Linked DNA regions of Mus musculus: region 2 is linked to region 1. The links are chromatin loops, found by intact Hi-C in ENCODE. Cell type or tissue: heart. All regions are shown on one strand. Each heading gives the region's core, and the rest is flanking DNA. Links, peaks and the distances in the headings are about the cores only.

Region 1 (4,386 bases), core at 208-4,207:
TGCTGGGCATCCCCTCCTTGTCCCTTTGGGGTCCTCTCTGCCGGCCTTGGCCAGACCCCGATCAGCTCCGGCTGCTCCCGGGGCCGGGCTCTCCGGCTCCAGCGCTCCAGCTCCGCCCCCAGCCCCTCACCGAGCAGCAGCAGCTTCACTTCTTTGGCCGCTTTCTCCCCGTCCTCCCGCAAGTTGCGGTCGATCATCTTGCTCCGCTCCACCGCCGCCTTGTCCTCGGCGCTCAACGTGCAGCCCATGGCGGCGGCGGGAGAGGGGACCGGGCCCGGGCTCACTCACACACACCGCGGGAATCGCCACACACCGGCGGAGACGGGTCTTCTGCTGGGCGGTGGCCTTCTCCGTCAGCTCCCCTAGCTCCCGGAAGAACCGGATGTGTGCTGTTTACGACACTTCCGGCGACGCCCAGCGGCCGTTACTACTTAGAGCGCTGTGCCAGTGGGAGGCGGAGGTGGTACGGAGAGCGGAAGTTCCCTGGTACCTGACTGTCCCCGTGGAGTGATGGCGAGCCTTCGCTCCGCACCTCCCAGCCTTAATACCCTTTTACTTCTCCGGCTCCTGGACTTGGATTCCAAGTGTAGAAAAAGCGGGACTTCCAGCACGTGGTGTGCTCTGGAGGTTTGGCGGTGAGGATCAGATTCTCAAATGAGAGCTCACAGTCCTCTGGGAATTGCTGTTGGGAAAAGCCTCCCTCTCCAGAAAACAAACAAACAAAAAAACCTTTTTTCCTTTTCATCTGTGATTTGGAGCCCAGGTCTCTGTCCAGAGCCGCGTGTTGGGCACTTCAGCCAAAGTTCCCTCCGTCTGATCCTTGAGCTGCCCAGCCTGGATGTTCACCCATTCCTCTGGCTACACCCATTATGCCAAGTATATATTAGTCCTTCTGCTACAACGTATGGATTTCTGTGAGCTGTACATATGCCTGGCACTCCTATGTTGGCAAAGGATCACTCGACCGCATCAAGTAATAGAGAGTGAAAAATAGGTAGTAAGTATTAGAATATGAAACTAGGTGTAATTCATTTATAATATTTCCACGCTTCCCTTTCTTCCAGGTAAACCTGAGGACTTAGTTCCATACCCAGAAATAAACGAGCTAATCTCTAATCTAACAAGAGTTCCTCTGTGATAGCCACAGAAAGGGGGAAGTTTGGTAAAAGTTGTCTTTCTACTATCTCCTGAATATTGGCTCTGTGAAGAATATCCTAAAGTCCCTACTAAATAGACCCACAATGACTCAACACCCGTTTTAAGAAGGGGCATTTTTTTACAGCCATTGAAACATTTCCCTGGAATTTAAAACATTTCTCTAGTAGGAGGTAACTTAAGCTACAAATTCCCAAGAGAAAGGTCTATAGTGAAAATTAATTAATTAGAACCATCTAATTAGATTAACCTCGTCCACGTCACCCATAATGCTTGTCAATTCCAAGTCTGGAAAGTCTCCCACTCATTTCCAAAAGAAACTGCTTTTCCTTTCTGATCACTTCTAGGGGGGAAAGGGTCAAGAGGAAAGGGGGAAACACAACATTATTGAGTACCTTTTTGCCAGGTAGGCACTTCCATGTCTCATCTCTTAATCCTCACAACAACCCTGTGAGGTAGGTAATATTAATCCCCATTGTCGCCAATGAGAAAATGGGCTCAGAGGAATTCAGTCGCTTTCCCACGTCCACACAGTAAGTACATCTGTCTAGTTTCAACTTCACGCCCTCTTTCTACCAGACCTCTCTAGAAGGTATAGCTGGGAGACCCCTGACAACAGAGCATCTAAGGTTTTTGGATGGCAGTCACCTCGATACCAAGATGTTGGCAAAACTGGCAGGATGGATCATCTCACCCTGTTGCTTCCTCGGCTTGTAAGGGAGATTGTGTCCAGGAACCGCCTCCAGGAGGTAAGGATTGGATATTGAACTTTACCAGTCCGTCTCAGTGACTAGAAAATTCCTGGACAGTGGCCATAGCAAAAGTTGTGGAGAAAGTTCTCTTCACAATACTAGGAAAGTTTTACTTCCTTTATGATCTGTTCCTACAGCCAGGGAAAACATGGCAGCTTGCTAGTTAATGGCAATAAGATCTCAGTGTCGGCTTATTTCAATATGACTTAGAAATATCCTTGCTCTTAAAACTTCCTTTTAATGTGAAGCAAGGGTTGAAGGGCAAAGTTAAAAAAGGAAAACTTAACAAAATGGCTGCCAAGCAATATTTAACTCTCTCTCTCTCTCTCTCTCTCTCTCTCTCTCTCTCTCTCTCTCACATCCCTCTCTCACCCTACATGTCTACGTTTCCTGTCTGCTGGGCTCACACTGCCACCTACTGGCAGTCTCTGGGTCCTACTAGCTGATTGGTGGAGTAATAGTATGTGAAAGTTTTCCCTATGATGTACTAGGAAGGAGACCTCTCAGCATGAGCTTTATCTCAAAAGAAAGGGAAGGGCTCTAAAGTTGGAAGGACTCCCATTTGCCGTGTGTTACTTTCTAAAGGATTTCCTCAGTGTAATAGGCTCCAGACTAGAAGAACACCAATGATAGGAAGACAGAAACCTGTAAATGTACCTAAGCCAAAGAGGGAAAAAGCTGTTTGCCCAGTTTTATTTAGTAGATTATTTTCTTCCCTAGAGAGTTTTGCTTACACTCCCCACACTTTCCGCATCTGCATGGAGTCTCTTATGCATCAACTTCAATATATTCTCAAAAGTCAGAACCATAGATATAATTTTTCCTTACTGTATAACTTTATCAGACCTAAATGCTCTACAAAAATACAAATATCTGGTCGAGTTAGCCTGTGAAGTCCTTGAAGGCAGAGGTGGCACATCATATGTGTATGCCCCGGGGGATGTTGGTGTTCAGCTATTCATGCATTGAATAGAACCGAAGGAGTCAGTGTTGATATTAATATAACTTTTTATCATAAAATTTATTGGTTGTTCAAAGGGGAAACTACTCCACCCCAACCCACTTTCCCCCTTTCATGTTGAGTGAGCCAGAAATTTGTTCAGCTATAGCCCACATCCCCCTCTGGTTCTACCTTGACCCTTTAGTATTCAGTTGAGGGAAATGGAATGAACAGGACCCAGAGGGGAAACCTGTCCAGCTTGCAATTAATCCCTTTCCGCTGAAAATACCATTGCTGATACTAACCAACACAGCCCCTATAGTCTTAATCAATAAGCAGCAAGGCCCAATTCTCTGCTCTCTCTCCAACCTAGGGCTGCAGGTAGGAGACAGATTTAAGTCTTTGTCACAGAAGCTAATTTTGAGAGCAATGATGGGGAACAGGGAGACATTTCATGGACAATGGAAACCCCACCCTTCCCTTGCCCGACCTGAGTCTCTTGTACCCGAATGTCCAGGGGGCTGGAAGTGGGTCACTGCCATGAGGAGATAGATCGGGGAGGCCAGTCCTGGAAAGAAAAGATTGGCAGTATTATTGATCAGAGTAATTTACCTGGCCTTTCTGTATCCAGCCACGTTACCAATTCAAAGGCTAACACCCACCCTCAGCTCTCTGACCCCCGAGTCATTCCTAGTTACTCAAAAGACAAGGAGGGAAAGGGCATCCTGCCTCCTGCTCATCTCTGCTGAGGTCAGGACCCACACTTGATTTCATATGTGCAGGAAAGAGAATAGGAGAGAGTTGCAGAGTTGTTCTGTCTTCTCCTCCACTACCCTGATTGCAATTTTTCCTTGCTGCTGGCCAAATCCAATTCACCCCTACAGGTCTTCTCACTCTAGACATTAACTTTAGGAAGGGATCTGTTAACTCATGAAACACTTGCCGAGATGGCAAATGAGAAGATGTGGGCCGCTTTCTTACCTTGTCTCAGAGTAAGCATTAGTCTGGACTACTACTCTGGAAAGAGGTCAACCTCAACAGTCCCCAGATTAACTGTTCCTAGCCTGCTGCTCCACCGCCTACCCTTAGGAAGTTTCCCTGTCTCCCGAGGCCTGAAGAGTACACTGGAAGAAAGGCTTTCCCTCACCTTTGTCACCCTTTTCTCTCATCAACGTCTCACCATACCCAGGTTCCCTCCCCCAATAGTCAAAGATCCCAGCCAAGTCCAAGGCTTTTTGCCACATGTCCATCCTGTCGATTCTGGGCCTGACCCAGGAAACACCAAGCAAAAGCTAAGTCCAGAGACCCTAGCCCAGACCCCAGCCAGCCGCAAAAGCAGTCCTTGAAATCATAAACCAGTCCCAAGCTTTATTTCCCTCCTGGTGTCCGTCATGACTCCAGCCTTGGTGAGGGGGCGGGACGGAGGTAGCTGTCGGACATGATGATGTCGCTGGTGAGTTGCTGCTCCAGGAACTCTGAGGTCTCCTCAGCAATCTGGCCTGGGATTCGAAAGTCAACAACAGGGGGTGGCTCCCGCTT
Region 2 (4,386 bases), core at 140-4,139, 390 kb before region 1:
CCCACCTCTTTGACACCATGCATGAATGCAGTGCTTCCTGACTTTGCTTCCTCCTGTCCACACCCCATGCCTGGGCCATGGTGAGCCGCTTTGGATTTCTGAATGCAAACCTTTCTGGTTACCCTAGGGCTTGAGCATAGCACTCCCCACTCTGTTTCTCTGTCTGTGGCTCTTACTGCTCTTCCTCACGCTGGAGCGCCGGCTAAAGTTTTCTTGCTTAGAAGCTGCCTTTGCCTCTTCCCCTCTGCATCCTCATTACATTAGCTCCTCACCGCACACTCAGAGTCTCGGGTTCCTGTTCCTCTCACTGTCACCCAGGGCGCCCCTCACCTGCTGCTCTACACTTCTCCAATGCTGTTAGCATCATTGTCCATTCACATACTTGCTCATTTTAGCTGCCTCAGCACCCCTCCTCTCGTCATGATTGTGGGGATTTTTGCCCCCCCCCTTTTTAAAATCACAGCTCATTTCTGGTGTTCAGAACATCCCTTGATGGTCACTCAGTAAGGTTTTACTGAATGAATGAAGAGCCCTTCTGATCATATTTATAGGTGTCATCATTTAACAGCTGTCTACCTCACTTGGCTATAAGCCCTGTAAGGGTGGGAAGGGGAATTTCTTGTTCCAAGGATATCCTCAGGGTCCAGCACTGTGCCTTCTGTCTAATGAATGCTTGATAAAGGCGGATGGCATAAGAAATGAATGGGCAAGGGAGTAAGTTAGTAAGGTTCAGGCTCGGTGAGCATATGAGGCAGGGTGGGACCTCTGTAGCCTCCCTCTGCCCTTCTCTGGTGCTCCAGCCCCAGAATCCACCCTACCTTGTTCTGCTCCTCATAGTCCTTGGTGAAGCAGCTGTTCAGGTTATTGGAGAGTTCCTGGAGCCTCTCGGTGGCGTTAGCATTGGGGGTGTTGTCTTTAAAGCGCATGGTCTCATCTATTATGTCTTGTACCAGAAAAAAGGCCTTCTTTAGGTAGCAAACAGGATCATCCTGGAATACAGGAACCAGGAGGTTAGCACCTGGCCATGGTGGCCTGGAAACCCAGGCTTTATATGAGACGATCACACCCTAGGCAGACAGAGGGCTGTAGCCTGTCACCCTGTAATCTGAGGAAGGGACACACCACCCTGGTGATGAGGATGGTGATACCCTTGGCCTGTGTTTTGTTTTCTTTCTTTAAATCAACCATGATGGAGAGTTGGGCTGGCGTGAAGGAAAGGTGGATTCTGGTTGGAGAGAGCTTTTCTGCAATGCAGCTTTATTCAGGAGACACAGGGGAGGGTGGGTTTCAGCCTTGCTGCCCCTTAGCATTTTCTCTCTCTCTCTCTCTCTCCTCTCTCCTTTCAGCTTACTTCCACTTTTTTTTTTTTGCCATATGGCCCCCTCAAAACCTCCAAAATATAAAAATACTGAGGGAGGACTACCTCATTGTCAAAAGTGTAGCCTTGGGTTTTGTCTCCAAGGATACAGTAGTTGGTTCAAAGACAGAAACTACTTTTATCTCTGTATCTCTAGTGCCTGATCCAATAAATAGGTGCCATGGTGCAAGTGAAGGAGCAATAGAATGGATGGAAGAAACCCTGAGACTATGCAGGCCATGGCATGTTCACAGAGATGCATGGGTCTAGTGCATGAGAGCTCAGAGATAGAAGGAATTCTGGGTAGCCTGACTGTTCTCTTGAGGCTTGAAGATAGGGAGGTGTGTAGCACAGGGATCAGCGGGGCACATGGAAAGGATGGAAAGACATCACAAAGAGCTGATGCAAAAGCTGGGGAGCAGAATGAAGCAGAGGAGGGAAATGAACGTAGGGTGTGGTAGGTACTGCAGACTTGGAACTAGACTGTGCTTTCTCCTGGAGCCATGGGGCTCCTGACAAGTAAGGCGAAATAAGTGAAGGCTTTGGGGTTTCAGAGGGCTCCCCCTAGTGGTAAGATGGAGAGTGCCCTAGAATCAGGGAAGTCAAGAAGCCCCTGAAAATTTCCAAGGGACTGGGGAGGAGAGAGGGACAGCACCCTAAGGTGCAGAGAGGCAGTATTGGCTGCATTGGGTGGCTGGTCAGTTAGGTGTGGGGTAGAAAGCCAGGCTAGACTGCCTTCCTGTCTCTGGCCAGTGGATTGGAGAAGATGTGATCTAAAAAATAAAGCACATTTTTTACTTTACAAGGTATAACATTCCTGGGCTCAAATTAGGCCTCTATCACTTGGCTAAGCATGCTCCTTAATCTCTGCATGGGTAACAAGCAATATTTGTGGACCTCAGAATTGTATTGTTAGGATTAATTGGGGAATGTGCCTAGCATTTAGCAAGTACCTGATTTATACCAGGTCAAAGTAAGGAAACAGAAGGACTTAAGCTCTGGACCCTACCCAGCCCTGCAAGCTGGAACTTGACACTTGAGCACCCAGGGACCCTCATCCTGTCTGCTCTAGGTTTTCTGCTGCCTTCATACTGTTCCATGCCAACACAGAGCGGGCCGTGAATATTCACTTAAGCACCTTACAGACACTTGCTACTCACCAGCTGTTCCTGGTCTACAAATTCAAAGGCAATCTGGCATGAAGTCTCCATTTGACTGTCGATCTGTGAGATAGAACAGGCCAGTGGTTACATAGTACCTACAGGTCCACTCAGCTTCAGGATGGGGAACCCAGGTTTTGGGGTGAATGATGTTTTAATTTTACCTCCCTAAAACAATGCCAAAATGACAGAGCCACAGCTGGGGAAAAGCTGTATCTTCCAAATACCCAGAGTACTTAAAAGCCAACAACAGACACTTCTACTTTGACCTATGAAATTGCACAATCTAGTCTGTATATGGAAGAATTATCTCTAGGAAAATATAGGATGTAATCTTTTCTGGAAGGTGGTAAGCACTCTATCATGAAAAGCCTCAGGGAGAGGCTGGCTGAGCTCTGGGGAGTCTGGGTCTCTAGCCCTTGCCTCTCCCTGGAGCAGAGACCACGACAGCACTCATGGCCTTGGGCCTGCCATGGAAGCTGCATGCATAGGGTGCTGTTAAGAAGGGAGATTGGGAAGGTCAGCTCGGGGGCCCAAGTTCAGGCTCTGCACATGGCCTTACCCACTGGTGCCCCACCCTGCCGGGCTTGTGGAATAAATTCTTTAGTGAGAGGAGCAGGAACCATGACAACAACTGGATCCTGCCTGGCTAGATGACATTTAGAATTGTTGAAGATTGCATTAAGCCTATTAGAATGGGACCTGGGTTCCTTCCTGGCCCAGATGAGCAGGGCATTCCAACCTCAGGGGCAAGGATCAGGGGAATGAAGGCAGAAGGCGCAGAGTTAGGCTAGAGCCTCCCATCTAAATTTGGGTGGGGCCCTGGTGCCAGGCGCTCAGGGATCTGGCTATCCAGGAGCAGGATGAACCATCTGGACCCAGCAGGCAGACTGGGCTGACTTCCCAAAGGAGGCATTGTCTGAGTCAGAGCAGGGTCAAGGAGCAGTTTAGAATCCATAGTGGACATTCCTGGACAACCATTAACCCAGGCAGCAGTTAGAAGCCCACCCTAGTCACTACAGGTGACCCAGACTAAGGGGTTGGGAGGACCTAAAAAGATCAATGAGAGAAGTACCAGGAGAGCCATTATCCACTTGACTGTTTTCTGGAAGCCTCTCTTTGACTCTGCCTTCTGGCTTGCTACCTCAGTTTCCTCAGTGAGGAGAAGGCATGGTCTCATACTCACCAACTGCTGCAGGACCTTCAGGTGTCCATTCCCAATCATGTGGCTACAGTGTTCTGACACCTCCTTGGCAATACTCCTGCTCATGAGGAGACAGACCAGCAGCAGCCGGGAGCCCAGCCATGTCTATAACAGAAGGGAGTCATGTCTTTCCAGCACTTCCTCTCCCTAGCTACCCCCATGTCCCACTAAGGGCAAAGAAACAACGCCCCATTCCCATGCTGCAGCACCATTAGATTCTTATCAGCCAGGGCACCACCTCACTCTTCCCTTGGTAATAGCCCAAATGCCATCTTCTCCAAGAACTCTTCTGAGGTTAACCCAGAGCAGCTCAACAATACAGAGTACTTTAAAAGACAATTTTAAAAGGCTTACTGTTTTTGTTTTGTGTTTATGAATATTTTGCCTGCTTGCATGCACACACTCTATGTGCTTCCTTCTTGGAATCTCCTGGACCTGGAGGTATGAATGGTTGTGAACCATCATCTAGATTCTGGGATTTGAACCTGGATCCACTGCAAGAGCAACAAGTGTTTTTAAATGATGAGCCACCTTTCCATCTTACAGAGAATGTCTAATGATAATACTGGTGGTGTGCCAACCAGTATAAGTTTTAGTGACTGAGAGACTCAAGGGTAAGATTTTCTATCCTTTTAACTTTTAACACTGAGACAAATAGATACCTT

What was found. Peaks named below come from ENCODE experiments on the same cell type or tissue, not always from the same donor. Only the 100,000 strongest peaks of a DNase experiment are listed, where the experiment ranks them.
Region 2: a loop joins it to region 1, with 2.1 times the contacts of the local background. A loop is called at or near these places in 1 of 42 quality-filtered maps.

Annotation. Positions count from the first base shown.
Region 1 is chr3:108,145,758-108,150,143 of GRCm38, forward strand. Gnai3 (guanine nucleotide binding protein (G protein), alpha inhibiting 3) reads right to left here and starts at 395. Exons shown (of 9, transcript NM_010306.3): 1 at 131-395. The coding sequence starts at 248. Gpr61 (G protein-coupled receptor 61) reads right to left here. Exons shown (of 3, transcript NM_001305461.1): 2 at 3,995-4,386; 3 at 2,564-3,415. The coding sequence ends at 4,237. In heart, for the core only: CTCF peaks have their summits at 420 and 2,345 (motif pointing left); DNase peaks (open chromatin) are centred at 394 and 2,324; H3K4me3 peaks cover 1,033 bases; H3K27ac peaks cover 1,776 bases.
Region 2 is chr3:107,752,914-107,757,299 of GRCm38, forward strand. It overlaps Csf1 (colony stimulating factor 1 (macrophage)), which reads right to left. Exons shown (of 9, transcript NM_007778.4): 2 at 3,704-3,826; 3 at 2,518-2,580; 4 at 819-989. The region is part of intron 1 of Gm40121 (a long non-coding RNA gene); the gene reads left to right. Among named protein-coding and RNA genes, the nearest start is that of Csf1, 5.4 kb to the right of the region's middle. In heart, for the core only: a CTCF peak has its summit at 1,927 (motif pointing left); DNase peaks (open chromatin) are centred at 3,448 and 3,788; H3K27ac peaks cover 285 bases.